Linked DNA regions of Homo sapiens: region 2 is linked to region 1. Evidence: chromatin loops called from intact Hi-C (ENCODE). Cell type or tissue: CD4-positive, alpha-beta T cell. All regions are shown on one strand.

The links. A loop is a pair of places that touch in the nucleus more often than their neighbours do. Peaks named below come from ENCODE experiments on the same cell type or tissue, not always from the same donor. Only the 100,000 strongest peaks of a DNase experiment are listed, where the experiment ranks them.
Region 2: a loop joins it to region 1, with 1.8 times the contacts of the local background. A loop is called at or near these places in 7 of 110 quality-filtered maps.

The regions. Positions count from the first base shown.
Region 1 is chr11:86,039,050-86,047,049 of GRCh38, reverse strand. The region is part of intron 1 of PICALM (phosphatidylinositol binding clathrin assembly protein); the gene reads left to right. It overlaps LOC124902730 (a long non-coding RNA gene), which reads left to right. Exons shown (of 2, transcript XR_007062822.1): 1 at 1-4,288; 2 at 4,522-4,661. Among named protein-coding and RNA genes, the nearest start is that of PICALM, 26 kb to the left of the region's middle. In CD4-positive, alpha-beta T cell, CTCF peaks have their summits at 4,736 and 4,940 (motif pointing left); a DNase peak (open chromatin) is centred at 4,949; H3K27ac peaks cover 605 bases.
Region 2 is chr11:86,135,929-86,143,928 of GRCh38, reverse strand. No RefSeq gene overlaps it. Among named protein-coding and RNA genes, the nearest start is that of LINC02695, 54 kb to the left of the region's middle. RefSeq lists a cis regulatory region at 1-336. In CD4-positive, alpha-beta T cell, no CTCF peak of the experiment used is centred here; DNase peaks (open chromatin) are centred at 98, 2,088 and 4,808; H3K27ac peaks cover 1,327 bases.

The DNA of each region.
Region 1 (8,000 bases):
AATCTTTGCAATAGAGATATTATAATAGAGCATTCCTTGCCTTGGCACAAGGCTGTTGTTAAATTGGAAGACTAAGGATATGAAAGAATTTTGTAATGTATAAAGAAATCTTGGCCAAGCACGGTGGCTCATGCCTGTAATCCCAACACTTTGGGAGGCCAAAGTGGGAGGATCACTTAAGGCCAGGAGTTTGAGACCAGCCTGGGCAACATAGTGAGACCTTGTATCTACAGAAAATTTAAAAATTGGCTGCATGTGCTGGCATGTACCTGTAGTCCCAGCTACTCCAGTCTGGGTGACAGAGTAAGACCCTGTCTTTATTAAGAAAGAAAGAAATCATATGTGCATTATAAAGATTTTGCCACTCTTAAGATTGAGTGCAAGGATCTATGGTAACACTTCCCAGTTGATGAAGAAATTGGGCATTAGATAATGAAGGTTTTGCAGCAGTAATTGAGTTTGAGCTATTTTCATGACAGTGTATTGGAAAGGTGATAGAGGAGTTGTCTCCTAAAATGAGGGAAAACATCAATACAAAATGATGGTAAGAAAGAAATGAAAATATTTGTAATGATGCTTTAAAGCTTTAGGGTACTTTTAAAATACCCTAAATATATCACCTTACTAAGCCAAGATGTTGTGAAAATTAAGTATTAGTCCTATTTTTTAAATGTTGAAATGGAAACTGAGTGACTAATTAACATGCCTGAAATCACAATGGTGAATCATGAATCTCGAATTTGATTCTAGATTTTTTTTGCTCATTCTGATGTGTTGGTTAGTCTTGTTATAGTACAGTTGTAGCACATGGAAATGGATGGGACCATGCATGGAAGCCAGAGAGTCTAGAGCAGAACTTCAGTGATGGCAAATTAAAATCTTCATTATCAGTATTTGAAGCAGATATTGAAAATGAATAGCTCTTAGGACAGACTATCAAATAAATGTGAGCCAGAAGATTTTTAATGGGAGAAATTAACTTTAATGAAATATCTTGTAGAAAGAGTTAAAAACAAGATACCTGCCAATCCCAGTCACTCTGGAGAGTATCTAATGTAGCAATGAAAGTAAAAACTAGTTAACATTCTCCAGTGTTTGTCAAGTTTAGGAAGAGATTAACTTGAAAAGCTGTGGTTGGGTAGAAGGTTTATTTGAAGATCGTTTGGCATCATAGCAAAAAAAAGTTGGTGAAAGATTGGTACTGTAGAATGATGGGAGAAAGATGATTAAATTTCCCTTCCTACTTGTCTAGACCACTTAAAATGTATATTACTTTCTCACACAAGCCAGGATAAAGATACACTCTTTAAGAAATTTAGGAGACTCTTCATATATCCATTCATAGATAGAATGTGGTTTTGAAAATAAATGGGATATTGTATAAATATAGATCTATATAAAATTTTATAATTCCTTTTAAGAAAGACATTTGTCAGGAAGTAAAATTGTCAGACTTTTTAGTGCTGAGAAATAGGAAATAGGTGAATGTGGGTTATATGGAGTCTTTTTTTTTTTTTTTTTTTTTTTTTTGAATTTCAAGACAGGGTCTCACTATGTTGCCTAGGCTGGAGTTCAGTGGCTATTCACAGTTGTCATCATTGCATACTACAGCCTCAAACTCTTGGGCTGAAGTGATCCACCCACCTCAACCTCCTGAGTGGCTGGGACTACAGGTGCATACCACTGTACCCTTCTAGGAATCTTATAAGAACAGGTGTATGGTTATGAGGTGTATGAGGATAGAGATATTTTTTGTCCTGGTGATTATTTCTTCTTGTAGAATAATCCTGGTGATTTTTCCTTCTTGTAGAAACTTAAAGGCGTAATATTAAACTTATTAGGAAAAATAACTCTGGCTTTATTTTGTAGTGATTTATTAATGGCTTTATTTTATAGTGATATATTAATAATGTATTAAAATTGCTCATATTTTCCACTTAGAGAGTATTATTTCAAAATTTAAAGCCATGTAGATAGGTTATTATTTGGTGCTACATCCGCCATTACTGCAGTTGGTTTCCAGCAGTTTGAAAAATGATTTTTCAGAAATGGCTTTCACTTGTTACTCAGTGGCTTACAGCAACGGTCCCCAACCTTTTTGGCACCAAGGAGTGGTTTCATGGAAGACAGTTTTTCCACAGACTGGCAGGGGGTGTGTGGAGGGATGGTTTCGGGATGAAACTGTTCCACCTCGATCATAGGCATTAGATTCTCATAAGGAGTGCACAGCCTAGATCCCTTGCATGTGCAGTTCACAATAGGGGTCGCGCTCCTATGAGAATCTAATGCCCCTGCTGATCTGATAGGAGGCAGAGCTCAGGCAGTAATGCTTCCTAGCTCACCAGCTACTGTGTGGCCCAGTTCCTAACAGGTCATGAGCCAGTAATGGTCCACGGCCTGGGGGTTGGGAACCCCTGGCTTACAGGGTCTTCACATGCTTACTAGCTACAGTTACGTCACTTAATCGTGTAATAAATGGCTCGTGTAATTTTGAGTCACTTAAAGTGATCAGATTGTTTTAATTGTGAAGCATGTGAATAAATAAATGAGATTTCCACCGTCTGGTACTATATACGTAAAACTAGAGGCTTTGCAAAATTACCAAGAGACGATCCCGTTTGATGTGTCTTTGGTTTGGCACAGGTGGAGCAGACATGTGAGATATAGAATGAATGGGAGGCCTTCACACTTACTCACTATGTGGAAGGTGGTAGTTGATCATGATGGTCAGTTCCATAGGCCTCCAGGCCACTGGTGACACACTACCACTGTTGCCATAATTCTTAAAAGTCATTTTATGTGGGGCTCCTTCCTAGCAACCTCCCTCAAACACATAGCTCCATCCCTTCCAAGAGCTAAGAAATTTTTAGCACTTGCCACCATCTATTTGTTCATTTGTTTACTGATTACATTCCTCCCATTAGTATATAAGCTCCGTGATAATAGAAACTTTGTCCACTATTGTATATTTCTAACTCCTAAGACACTATTGGCGTATTATAGTATGCAGTTAATACTAGAATAAATGGGATTTCTGTTTGTTCTTACTGAGGTTTGCAAAGCTTCATGAAAGTGGAATATAAAGATTCTCGTTGTTCTGTGTGCATTGGGGACATGGAACGGAACTTGTGTTTTCTGAGTGAGGGAGCCTCTGGCAGAGAGTCTAACTGCAATCCATTATTCCCTGTGACTGGGCAGAATTTAAAAATTTTTAAGAGAAGAGATGAAAAATCTTCTGGATTCCTACTTAATTTAGACATGGGTTTGGCTCTTAACGAAAAACTTTAACCTACCTACAGGGAAGGCTTTTTCGCTGTTACCCTTACTTCTGTCTCCTGGATCTTATGAGTGGAGAAATGAGCCTTTGTTTCACTTACAAATCCACAAATATTTATGCTGTCATATGAACACATGTATAAGGCGCTGTGTCACATTGTGGAAGATACAAAGAGACAGGATTCCTGAGAATTTAACAAAGTTAAGAATGAGTGTTATTAATTAAAACAAAAATGGGACATTTAGGTTATAGTTGAGACCATGTTCTTGTTTTTTAAACGTGAGATGTTTTTGGACACAGAGGTGAAAAATTCTAATGTCTCTAACTCCCCCAGAAGACCTTAGATTGATTTTTCTGAGAAGAAATTTGTGAATGATTTGCATAGAGATTTTCTTTGAGGTTAAGAAATTAGATGAGTTTCCCGGGGTGAAAAAAACAGAAGCAGAGATTATTGTTAAAAATGGTCATGGGTAGAGGGGTTAGAGGGCAAAGTAGGCAGAATAGAAGCATGTTTGTGTTTTAAGGAGGCTAAGAACTAGAATATAGCACTCATAAAAGGAAAATGCAAATGCACTGTGAATAGCTGCTACTGGTAGTGTATTAATTTCTTAGCTACATGTAAACTTTTATTAGTGTGCTTATAACTAAGGTGATGTGTAATATGTCATCCAAACTTGGGTCACTTTTAAGAGTGAAAGGGTGTGCTATCTGAATGGGACCCTGGACAACAGGTGTGAACCAGGACTGTTCCAGCAAAACCAGGACGGTTGGTCATTCCTAACTAATAACGTACTTTTCTCCAGACTTAGTCCCAATTCCTTTAACCTCTCCAGAATTATCTATAAATAATTATAGATATTATACCATAAATGTTTTTTCCTTTATAGTACTCTGATCTGCACTTGCAGAGCCTCTCAGTTGTTGGTTTCTTTTTCCCTGTCTTGTTGGAAAGAAAGGAGAATTTTTCTGCCCCCACTCTGGACCCTGCTTGGGTTCACAGCATTGGTGGAGGTAAGTAGTATTCTCAATGTATTGTTAGTTGACTTTCATTTTGCTTAGGAAATGAGGTTTCTGTATTTTTCTGATCCAGTACTAGATTTTTTTTTTTTTTTGAGAGTCCTGATGATATTTAACTGGGCTAACGAACAGTTAGTAAGTTCTTAGCATGTAATACAAAAAAGTGTTTGTAATTTTGGCATTTGTTCTTAAATTACTTGATACTTAATATGTTTTCTTTCCTATAGGTGGGGTTGTCATTGTGAAATTTAAGATCTTCAAAGAAGAGAATGTAATTTATACCATGAATATGTTATTTTTTCATGTTGGAGCACTGTAATACTTTCAGTTTGTTTTCTTATTGTTTAAATAAAATTTTTAATTCTTATATTAAGTGATGAGTTTTTATTCCATTAAGTAGCTTTTTATTGTCTTGTATTTCTGATAAATTTAAAATTGACATAGAAGTAATAAATCTTTGAGATGGTGCTTACCAAAATATGATTTTCCTCATCCCTTACAGTAATCCTTATTTGGAATCTAGGATGGGCCTAAGGTATCTAGGTTTGAAAATCACCACTTTAGAGTACTAGAATGGAATCCTAAACAATCTCAGATTTAAGAATGTGGTTTACAGATGAGCCTGAATGCATCTGTGTTCTTGCCAGGGTCCTGTTGTTCCTCTGTACAGTCTGCCATCTAGTGGTAGGAATGCAGAGTTTACCAGAATGCCAACGGAAAGCTCTAGGTTTACACTTTCTTATATTAAGAAGGCTTACGTAGTAATTTAAAACATTTTGATAATCAGAGGAGGGGGGAGGAACAACTCTTTCATTTGAAAATACAAGTCAGTGGCAGTGAAGTCAGAGTATTCCAAGAGTATATGTTTTTCTATAGAGCATTTTCATGACTTAAACTTTCCACTTTTGTTCTAAGAGTTTTTGTATTTATGACATTAGTGGGTAAAGAGACAAATGAAAGATAATTTTAAGAGACAGTAGATTAGACTGATCTGAAAAATGTGTTTTCAGTGTTGATTAAAATTTTAGAGCAATTACATAATGACTTCATTTAAAACAATTTAGTTTGCACTTTTAAAATTAAAGTTTGAACAGTTCGGTAAATTTGGCTTGGGTTCAGCCATGACTTAAGAGGCTAAATTTCAGACATATATTAATATATAGTATCTTAGGAGTTTGCTTTGTGTACCCAGTTCTATCTGAATTCTTTCTTCTCTACATATTCCCTTTTCAGTTCCTCATCTTTCCTCTGCCACAAATAAAAAGGATGTCAGTCCTTTCTCTGCCAGGAAAATGCCTTTTAAAAAATCTCTTCTGTGTTCCGTTCTTGAAGTAGAGGCTTTTTATTGAGGTAGTTCATAATATCAGTATAGTGGCAGGAGGAGGAATATGGGGTGGTATAAACTTGAAAAAGCAATTATGCTGCTCTCTAGATTGCTAATATATTTTTTTCCAAATTTGCTGCACTGAAGCTTAGACTAAATAGAATATTGTTGCTTTCTACAGATGTCTTCTAAGTTACATTTCATTTACTAGTATTAATTTAATAAATATTTAAGGTGTATCCTGCTAGGTGCTGGCAATTTGAGGATGAAGAAGTCATGGACTGCCTTTAGTGAGCTCTCTCATAGGAGAGACTGATATATGAGCTAGTAATTGTAATGAAGTGTGAAAAGTGCTGTAACTATTGTATGATGAGTTAAGAGAGTATGAAATTGAAACCAGGGAAAATTTGCTTTCCCCTCCAAAACAATTGCCTGGTCTTTTTGCCATCTCTGAATCCTATACATACAGATTACAATCACCATAATGTATTGTGAGGCTGTATCTTTACCCCCAAAGACCTCAGTTTAGTAGGGGAGAAATTTTGCATCTTCTCAGCTTTGTATATCTAAGTATTTGGCATATACTTAGGTGAATCCATTGTTTATTTGAATTGCATCCGGGTCATTTCCAGCAAAAGGGATAGCTCTGAAAGTGTGTGGCTTCATCCTGTGTCTCACTTAAAGCATTTTGGAATATATACACACACTTAAACATATATACACCTATACTGTTTGTACCTGAATGTAAGGTAACCCCAAATATAAAGCAAGCCTGCATTTTCCCAGAGACATTGACAGCCCCTCAAGTTTTATTTATTTAACCTATTTAAATATGTAAATGTTAGGGATATAGATGAAGCAGTCAGCCTCATAATATTGAAACTCACTAGTTAGAATACATATGAAAGATTACTATAAAAAGTAATCTGGCTGAGTGCGGTGGCTCACATCTGTAGTAATCCCAGCACTTTGGGAGGCCGAGGAGAAGGATCCCTTGAGCCCAGGAGTTCCAGACTAGCCTGGGCAACAGAGGGGGAGACCTCGTCTCTATAAAAATAAATCAATAAAATTTTAAAAAGTTATTAGAAAGAGAAGTAATCTGTGATTTTAAAATAGTAGTTTCTTTTCGCCACTCATACATACCTCACCACATGACATTTGACTCATTTTACATTCATGTATATATTGGATATTTTGTGTTTTTTTGGTCATCCACAGCCCCTTTTTTAAAGTTATATAACATCTTTCCTTTTGTGTAAGATCTTTCTAATTTACATTAGAAATTTTTTCACAGACTATCACCATCCATTCTTATAACACTAAGACAGTTTGTTTCTTTCGTTCCTCATGTATATTTCTATATTTCTGATCTCTGCATCTGCAACATAACTTTATTTTGTTGCCTTTTTTTTTTTTTTTTTTTTTTTTGAGACGGCGTCATGCTCTGTCGCCCAGGCTGGAGTGCAATGGCGCGATCTCGGCTCACTGCAAGCTCCGCCACCCGGGTTCATGTCATTCTCCTGCTTCAGCCTCCTGAGTAGCTGGGACTACAGGCTCCCGCCACCATGCCCAGCTAATTTTTTTGTATTTTTAGTAGAGATGGGATTTCACCGTGTTAGCCAGGATGGTCTCGCTCTCCTGACCTCGTGATCTGCCCGCCTCGGCCTCCCAAAATGATTTTGTTGCTTTTTAAAGTTCTGAAGACACCCAACACAATTTTGCAATTATGTGGTATATATTCCCAGGAATACTTACCTCTGTTAAATTTTTTATTTCTTCATAAGCACCTGAAACTAGCATTGTTGGAGGTCTTTTCAGGTTACCTTCTTCAGGAAGAACTTTGTTAAAATAAACAGACCAGATAATGAGATGATTTGTGAAGACTTATGGCAGTTTTTCTATTGAATAGTTTTTAGAGAGGGAAAGTGCTGTCATTTTACCTGGCAATTTTACAAATGGTAGAATTATTTTTACATTTCTGGTGGGGGGAGGATTGCCTTTTAAAATTTATTTTAATTTATTTTTTTTTAGACACAGAGTGTCACTGTGTTTCCCAGGCTGGAGGGCAGTGGTTGTTCACAGGCATGATTATAGTACATTACAGCCTTGAACTCCTGGGATCAAGGGATCCTCCTGTCAGCCTTCCAAGTAGCTGACTACAGGTGCATGTCACCATGTTCCACTCTATTTTTACATTTTCTAATTTTTAAGTGTGGGAATCTTAGTCCATTCATGTTGCTAAGAACACAGTGACAGAAATAGCATATCTAGTTGTGCTAATATACTGATTTTTTTCCTACAGCTGCACTTTTTTTTTTTTTGAGATAGAGTCTCACTCTGTTGCCCAGACAAGAGTGCAGTGGCATGATCTTGGCTCACCAC
Region 2 (8,000 bases), 97 kb before region 1:
CCAGATATACAACTCTGCTGTACCAGTAAATGCGAAGTGCTTCCTGCTAAACATTTGCCACTCTTCTGACACAGATAGTGATATCCTGTGGTCACTTCCCTCCCCTGGTCATATGTTAGGTAGTGGTTTCATGCACACTCCACCCAAGATGGTGGATTATCTGACAGTAACAGAGAAACAGGAAGAACAGTGGTTTCAACTGAAATAAGAGGTGATTTATTTTTCAGTAAATAACTTCCATTCCCATCAGTTCCCTGACCAAACAATGTGCAAGCTGTAATGTGAAATGATAAGGAAGCCAAGGCACAGCTTTTGGAAAAGCTGAAAGCCTCTTTAATATTGGATGCAAATTCTGTCAACTGTAGCATGCCGAATAAGATGGTGGCCGAAGAGAACTGTGGTCAGGATAATGACTATAGCAGACAGTGGAAGGAGGAAAGGCGCCTGGCACCATGCCTGTAAGTGCAACTGCACTTCCCTCAATAAAACTGCTGCTTTGCCCTAAAATCTCACATTTGGTTTGACCAAGGTAGGAAAAGTGATCCAGATTAGAATAGTCGCTCAGTAGAAGCTAACCCAGGTCATTTATTATAAAACTCCTTGATTTATGGGAAATACGGAGTTTCTAGTAGGAAAAAATGAGGCCATAGTTGATACCATGGTTGTTAGTCATTAGAAATACCACTATGGACTTTCTTAGGTTTCCAAAAGTATTATTCTCACAGGGAAATTGTAACATCTAAAGGCTGTATTGGCATTAATATGGTCGTATCTAAGTTCATCATGATGACCATCATAATGGTACCATTTTTGAGCTTTCAGCTTAGGTCATGGAGATTTGCTTCTGAAGACCCCCACCTTTGGTTAAAACTGTACAAGCCCTGGAGAGGGGCTTATGTTCAGGATCTAGGCTAAAATCTCCGTAAGGTTAGAGACCTTTTCTATCTTCCTCAGAATGGTGTCACACACGGAGCTCAGCACAGTGTGCAGTGTAGGATGAGTGTTCAATCAATACTTGTTCAGTATTTGATTCAACATTCATTATCTCTTTTAATCAAAGCCACCCTGAAAGCTCAATATTATTAGCTCTAGTTTGCCTGCTTGTTTCAATGGTACATACAGAGTTACACAAGTGATGGGGTATTGTAGAGGTGAGAGAAGGATGCTCTATAGTGGCATGATCTCTGAACTTAATGTGGGAGAATCAAGGAAAATATTGTTTACGTGAAGTTCCTTCCACAGAGTTGGGCAGGGGAGGGTGGCTCTGTTGGCCATTTGACTAGAGAATGAGCTCAAAACCATGTTCAAGGGGAGAGGGAGCATCAAGGGGAGATGTTTGGAGAATACTTGGGCACTGTAACAACCATCCTCACATAGCCAGGGCCCACTCAGAATGGAAGAGACTGTCTTGTCCTGTATAGGCCCAAAGGGCAGAACGCAATACAAGTTTTAGGGAAAGTGATTTTGGCTTCACACAGGGAAGAACATTTAACCCTTGCTGCTGTTCAGAAATAGAATAGATCACCTTGGAGGCAGTAAATCCTCTGTCATTGTGGGTGTCCAAGGAGGAATCACATGATCACTTGAGAGGGATATTGGGAAAGAGATTTAAACATTGACTAAGAGGAGAAAGGCATTGGGTTAAATGAGTATCTCCTTTGTGTCTCCTGTATTCTATGATTCTATAATCCTTTATTTGAAATTTGTGAATATGGCATTAAAAAATGAATGTATTTAAAAGGAAACTAAGTAGTAGGTTACGTCCAATTGTGTGAGTCTACAAAATCCCCTAGGACAGAATCTCCATCTGTGTGACAGAGCACTGGGTTCCTAGAACCCATGCTGATGCCTGGCACATGGCACACCTTCATTAACATGTGTTAAATGAATCAGTGGAATTCTGGATATGCTAAGGACTTATGCTGTGAGCTCCTCCTTCCCAAGATGTCATGGAGTGAGATAGGAATGAAAACTGAACCCAGATCAACCTTCCTGTTCCCCTTTCCTATGTACAGAAGTTTGGTCTAGAGGGAAATAGTTGCACTTACTTGTGGCTTAAATGTTTGACTCACATAGTTTCTTCCTCTGGAGAAATGCCTCAATGTGTGTATTTTCTGTTGGCCCCACAGCTTAGAAGCTGTTGTGAGTAAACCACACAGAAGCCAACTTGTGGATTGCTAGGATGAGAGGTCCGGCAGGGGCCTGAGGGATGCCCTACTCTGTGATATGCCGGAGCAAAGGGACATAAAATAACAGGCAGAAAACCATAATCCAATATGGGAAGTCACCCCAGAGGTGACCCTGGAGAAACCCCAGAGATAAGTGTATCTAGCAGTGTGACTGGCATCTCTTAAGGGCTCAATACAGCATATTGAACAAATGAACAAATCCAGAAGGAGTGCTGGACTAGGAATCAGGAAGCCTGCACTCCCCTCTGGATCTATGTGTCACTGACTGTCTGTGTGACCTTATGCTCTCTTGCTGTTATTTGGGACTACCAGGCATTTAAACAATTGTCATATTTGGGGGATACCAGTTATAGAGACAGAAGAGCATATTTGTCTCAACTAGTTGGAAATGGGAAGTGGGTGGCTTCAAGGGCCACTTTTACAAAGTAGAGTAAGTAGGATTGTGTGTATACTTGGATGAGACATGTGAAGAAAGGAAGGTGGTCCAAAGCAACTCCTAGATTTCTGACTTGGGCAGCTGGTGGATGGCGACAATGTTTACTGGGATGGGAGCAAGCAAGTAGCCACGGGTTTGAGAGGAATCTGATGATGGGCACCTTGTACTCCCAAAGCCCACATATTCAGAAAGACTCTGGCCCTTTGGCTCTTTCCCTACCTCTGTGACTCTGAAAATAGGCCCTCTGCATGAGAGGGATGGGCCACTGCAAGGCAGGCAGCTCCAAACGTGATGGAGCCTCAGGTTATGCTTCCTGGTGCTGGAGTGCTTCATGGGGCTGGAGTAACTCGGCCCTAATTCCCTCATCCATCTTTTTTCTTATTGCTAAAGCAGTTCCAGAAGGCAAATATGGAGATCTGGGACCCACAAGCCTAAAATGATAAAGAAAAGAAGAGAACCAGGGGTGGCGTCAAGATTAGAAGCTGGTTTGCTGCCAGAGCTTTGCTTCCTTTAATGCACTCGCCCACACTCTCCCTGTTTTTCAAAGACCAACTGCAGGCTTGACTCCTGCAGCCATGTCGGTGCCACTAGGCCTTGGTGCCGAATAAATAAAACTAGAGGGAAAAAATACAGTTGTCTGAGGACTGGGGATGGCTGGGAGCATCCAGCTTAGTGTCAAACTGAGGAAATGGTAGGATGGGAATCGATATGTAATCGAGAGAACAGATCTCCCGTGGACACAGACACCACCCTGATCTGAGCCTCATTTCAGTACTGCAGGCCTGGGTAGAGTCAGCTGACCCCAAAAGCACTGTGCTGGAGAATAGAGAATGACTGTCATTCTATGATGCCTTCTGAATATCGCTGCATAGACAGCATGCACTCTTTATAACAGCAGAAAGAGACATAAAAGAGACAAGGGTGGGGAGAGCAAATGTAAAAATATGAGAAATTATGCCCCTCGTCTTTAATTTTTATTATTATTATTTTTTTGAGACAGAGTCTTGCTCTGTTGCCCAGGCAGTAGTGCAGTGGCATGATTATGGCTCACTGCAGCCTCAAACTCCTGGGCTCCAAAGATCCTCCTGCTTCAGCTTTCTACATAGCTAGGACTACAAGCGTGTGCTACCACACCCAGTTAAATTTTTTTTTGTTTTTCCATTTTTTGTAGAGACGAGGTCTCACTACATTCCCCAGGCTGGTTTTGAACTTCTGGCCTCAAGCGATCCTCCTTGGCCTTTTAAAGCACTGGGATTACAGGCATGAGTGACCACACCAGGCCTTTTTTTTGAGACAAGGTGTGGCTCTGTTGCCCAGGCTGGAGTGCAGTGGTGCGATCTCGGCTCACTGCAACCTCCGCCTCCTGGGTTCAAACCATCCTCCCACCTCAGCCTCCCAAGTAGCTGGGATTATAGGCATACACCACCATGCCTGGCTAATTTTTGTATTTTTGATAGAGATAGGGTTTTCCCATGTTGCCCAGGCTGCTCTCCAACTCCTGGGCTCAAGTGATCCTCCTGCCTTGGCCTCCCCAAGTGCTGGGATTACAGGCATGAGCCACTGTATCCAGCCCTCCGGCCTTCATTTTTAAAAAGAATAAGTTTTATTTTTCTTTCTAATTACAAAAACAACATATACTCATGGTAGACAATCTAAGAAATACAGAGACCTAAAATAAATAATCAACTGTAATCCCACTAACCACTGTTGCTATTTGATGAATATTTGAATATTTACTGAATGCTGACTGTCTGAGGCACTCTAACAATCCTAAGGCTCAGGTAGTAAAATTATTCCCCTTTAATTAATGAAAGAACTGAGATTCAGCGAGGTTAAGATTTGCCTAAAAACACACAGCTGATACGTGGTAAAGCCTGGATTTGAACCTGGTTCTGTATCCCAATTTTCTCACAATATTTTATTTGTCTTGATCTACCAAGATTTGTCTTGGTATTTGTCTTGATACCAGAGATGATGGTACATCATCAAACAATCCCAATTTTCAAATGGGAAATACTTCAAAGCAAAAAGATACTGCATGAAGATGTTTCAAAAATGCGTTTTGTCTTTCAGGTCTTGTCACAGTTATTGCAATTTTGTAAGATCATTCATTGCGAAAGTGGTGTTTTGATTCTTTGCCCTTTCCGGCAACAAAAACAGAAAGCGACTTCCCTTCTATCATTTGGCCTGAGGCTTCTTTCTGCTTCTGCCCAAGGCAGACTGTGGTTAGCACTCAGTGCTTAACCTCTTCCTCCTGCATGTCCCTCTGAAGTAATACATTTTTGTTTTGACACTTTGGATATACTGGACCCTAAAAATCAAGCCAATAAGGAGCAGCCCAGAAAGGAAGAGAGTGCCATAGTCTCACCTGTGTTTTAGGGAGGTTAGTTTTGTAGCCGTGCAAGGGCTGGCTTGATTAGGAGATCTTAGACTCAGAGAAATTGGTTATCACTTTTAAAAAATGAACAAATGACATGGGTAACAACCTTACCCCATTCATAAGCTTCACCATCTCTCACCACATCTCTGTGTCCAGCCCCATTCCTGAATTCCTCATCTGACCCTCATTTCATCCTGACATTAAGGAGATTATCTACACAGATTATTTGATGATTTTTTAAAAGCTGAAAATTTAATAATTTATTCTTTACAGTAATGAATTAAGTCTGAACACTGAAATATCACTGGCACTAAAACTACCTCAGTAAAACATCATGTACCCAATACCCAATCCTGACTACCCAGTTTTGTTCCCCAGCCAGTCTAGCCCTGACAGTTTTAGACACTTCCTGCACATTCTCCACCATTAACCAGCTCTAGCTCCTCCTGGTAACTCTACAGTGGCTCTCAAGATAGAATTGTCATTAAATGTGGAAACTTTGGTTATCTTTATTTTTATAATTATTTATTGATTGATTTATTTTTTGAGACAGAATCTCACTCTTGTCATCCAGTCTAGAGTGCAGTGGCACAATCTTGGCTCACTGCAACGTCTATCTCTGGGTTCAAGCAATTCTCCTGCCTCAGCCTCCCCAGTAGCTGGGTTTACAGGCATGTGCCACCATGCCTGGCTAATTTTGTATTTTTAGTAGAGATGGGGTTTCACCATGTTGGTCAGGCTGGTCTCAAACTTCTGACTTCAGGTGATCCACCCGCCTCGGCTTCCCAAATTGCTAGGGTTACAGGCCTGAGCCACTGCATCTAGCCAGAGATCAATTTTTAAAAATTCTGCATATGAGTGAGAACGTGTTGTGTTTGTCTTTCTATGTCTGGCTTACTTCACTTAACATGTTTTCCAGATTCATCCATGTTGTTGCAAATGGCAGGATTTCGTTATTTCTTACGGCTGAATAGTATTCCATTGTGGTATATATATACATATATATATATCACATTTTCTTTATCCATATTCATCCATTGTTGAACACTTAGATTGATTCCATATCTTGGCAATTGTCAATAATGCTGTAGTAAACATGGGAGTGCAGATATCTCTTCAATTTACTGATTTCATTTCCTTTGTATATATACCTAGTAGTGACATTGTTGGATCACATGGTAGTTCTATGCTTAATTTTTTGAGGAACTTTAATACTGTTTTCCATAATGGCTGTGCTAATTTAAGCAGTGGTAACTTCGGAACCAAGCTGTCTGAATTCAAATCCCACCTTTACCAGTTTGCATGTGACTTTGGGCAAGTTAATTACCCCATGCCTCAGTTTCCTTGTTTACAAAATGGAGAAATAGTATCTATTTTATAAGGTTGTTGTGAGATCAAATACTTGTAAAGCTATTGCTTGTAAAGCTCTTAGAATATGGCCTGGCATATTGTAAGCACAGTGTAAATGTTAGCTATAAAGACAAATGGAGTCATCTGTCCATCTTGTCATCTCAAGGGTCAGTGGTCAAGATATATTTCTTAAAAATTATTTTAAATTTTAATGGTTTTCCTATTTTATTTATCGGCATTGCAGAGTAATTTTGTTGCACATGCACAGTAGTTTGTTTACAAATTATACATCAAATAGATTTGTATGGGCTTGTCTAGAAATCTTAACCATTTATAACATTGTGTGTCATATACATATCTCTATCTATCTAAATTTATATTTGTATGCACACACACAAAACACTTTTTGCAGTAGATTTTTGGACACAGATTTTATGAACTATATCCAGCTTATTTTATAAATTTATTTTTCTTCTATGTATTTTTCATTTTCCAGAGGTTGGGCTCACAAAGCATTGTCAAGACTTGAGGTGGCCTTGAATAGCATGCTAGAATTTTGTATTTTATTCCCTGCGTTATAAGGATATGCCCAGAAAGGAAGAGAGGGCCATAGTGTAACCTGTGTTTTAGGGAGGTTAGTTTTGTAGCAGTGCAAAGGCTGGCTTGATAATGAGGTCTTGGAGTCAGAGAGATTAGTTAAAAGGCAGTTAGAATAACTCAGTCTGAGAACCTCAATTAATGTGCTGGACAAGAGGGAATACATGTAAGAATAATCTGGGGATAGAATCAAGAGGACTCAAGAGTGCAGTGGTGAAATGGTGGAGAGAATTCCAAAGGCTTTCAGTTTCGGTTGATGAGAGGCCGGTGAAACCATTAGGAAAGACAGCCTTCTCTATTACTTCCTAAATACAGAAGGGATTCAGAATTTTCAAGGAGAGGTAGAGGTAGAGACTGTAGAAGGTCAGAATATAAAGCAAGCCTATTCCTCAGCTTAAAAAACTTGGCATCTGAACCTAAAACTAAACAAAGTTGGAATCTTTTGTTTAAAAAAAAACAGAACATATTTAGTTGATAATGATTTTCACTGATGATTCATTTGACCATGATAATTAAACACATTAAATGTTACATTCCAGGCAGTATCAGGTAGATGCTAAGTTGTGAAGCAACACACTTTTTCATCCCTGCAGATCTGAAAGTTTACCTTTTCCAATACAGTAGCCAGAGCTCTGGAAAGAAACAAACAAGGCCACAAGTGCCCCAACTACATCCTTTTCAAGATGCGAATGCTTTCCACCTCCATCCAAGACTCTCAGAGCCTGTGTGTTCAGTGGGCAAAGAACGAGACAACAAGATGCCTTGGTCCAAGACTGCATGGGCAGTTAACTGTGCAGCAGGGAATGGCTGAGGCCTCCAGCCCGGAAATGGTGTGCTCTTACTAAACCACACTTCTCTCCCACCTCCCTCCCAAAAACTCCAGCTCGCATAGGGAGAGTTTCTGAGAATGAAGCTTTTCTATATTGTATCTGTGGGTTCTCTTACCGTGTTAGCTAAGTCAGAAATCCAGATGCATGACAAATACAGTGGTACTAATGGCGACTAAGGGACAGATATATATATATATATTTTTTTTTTCTTGGCTCAC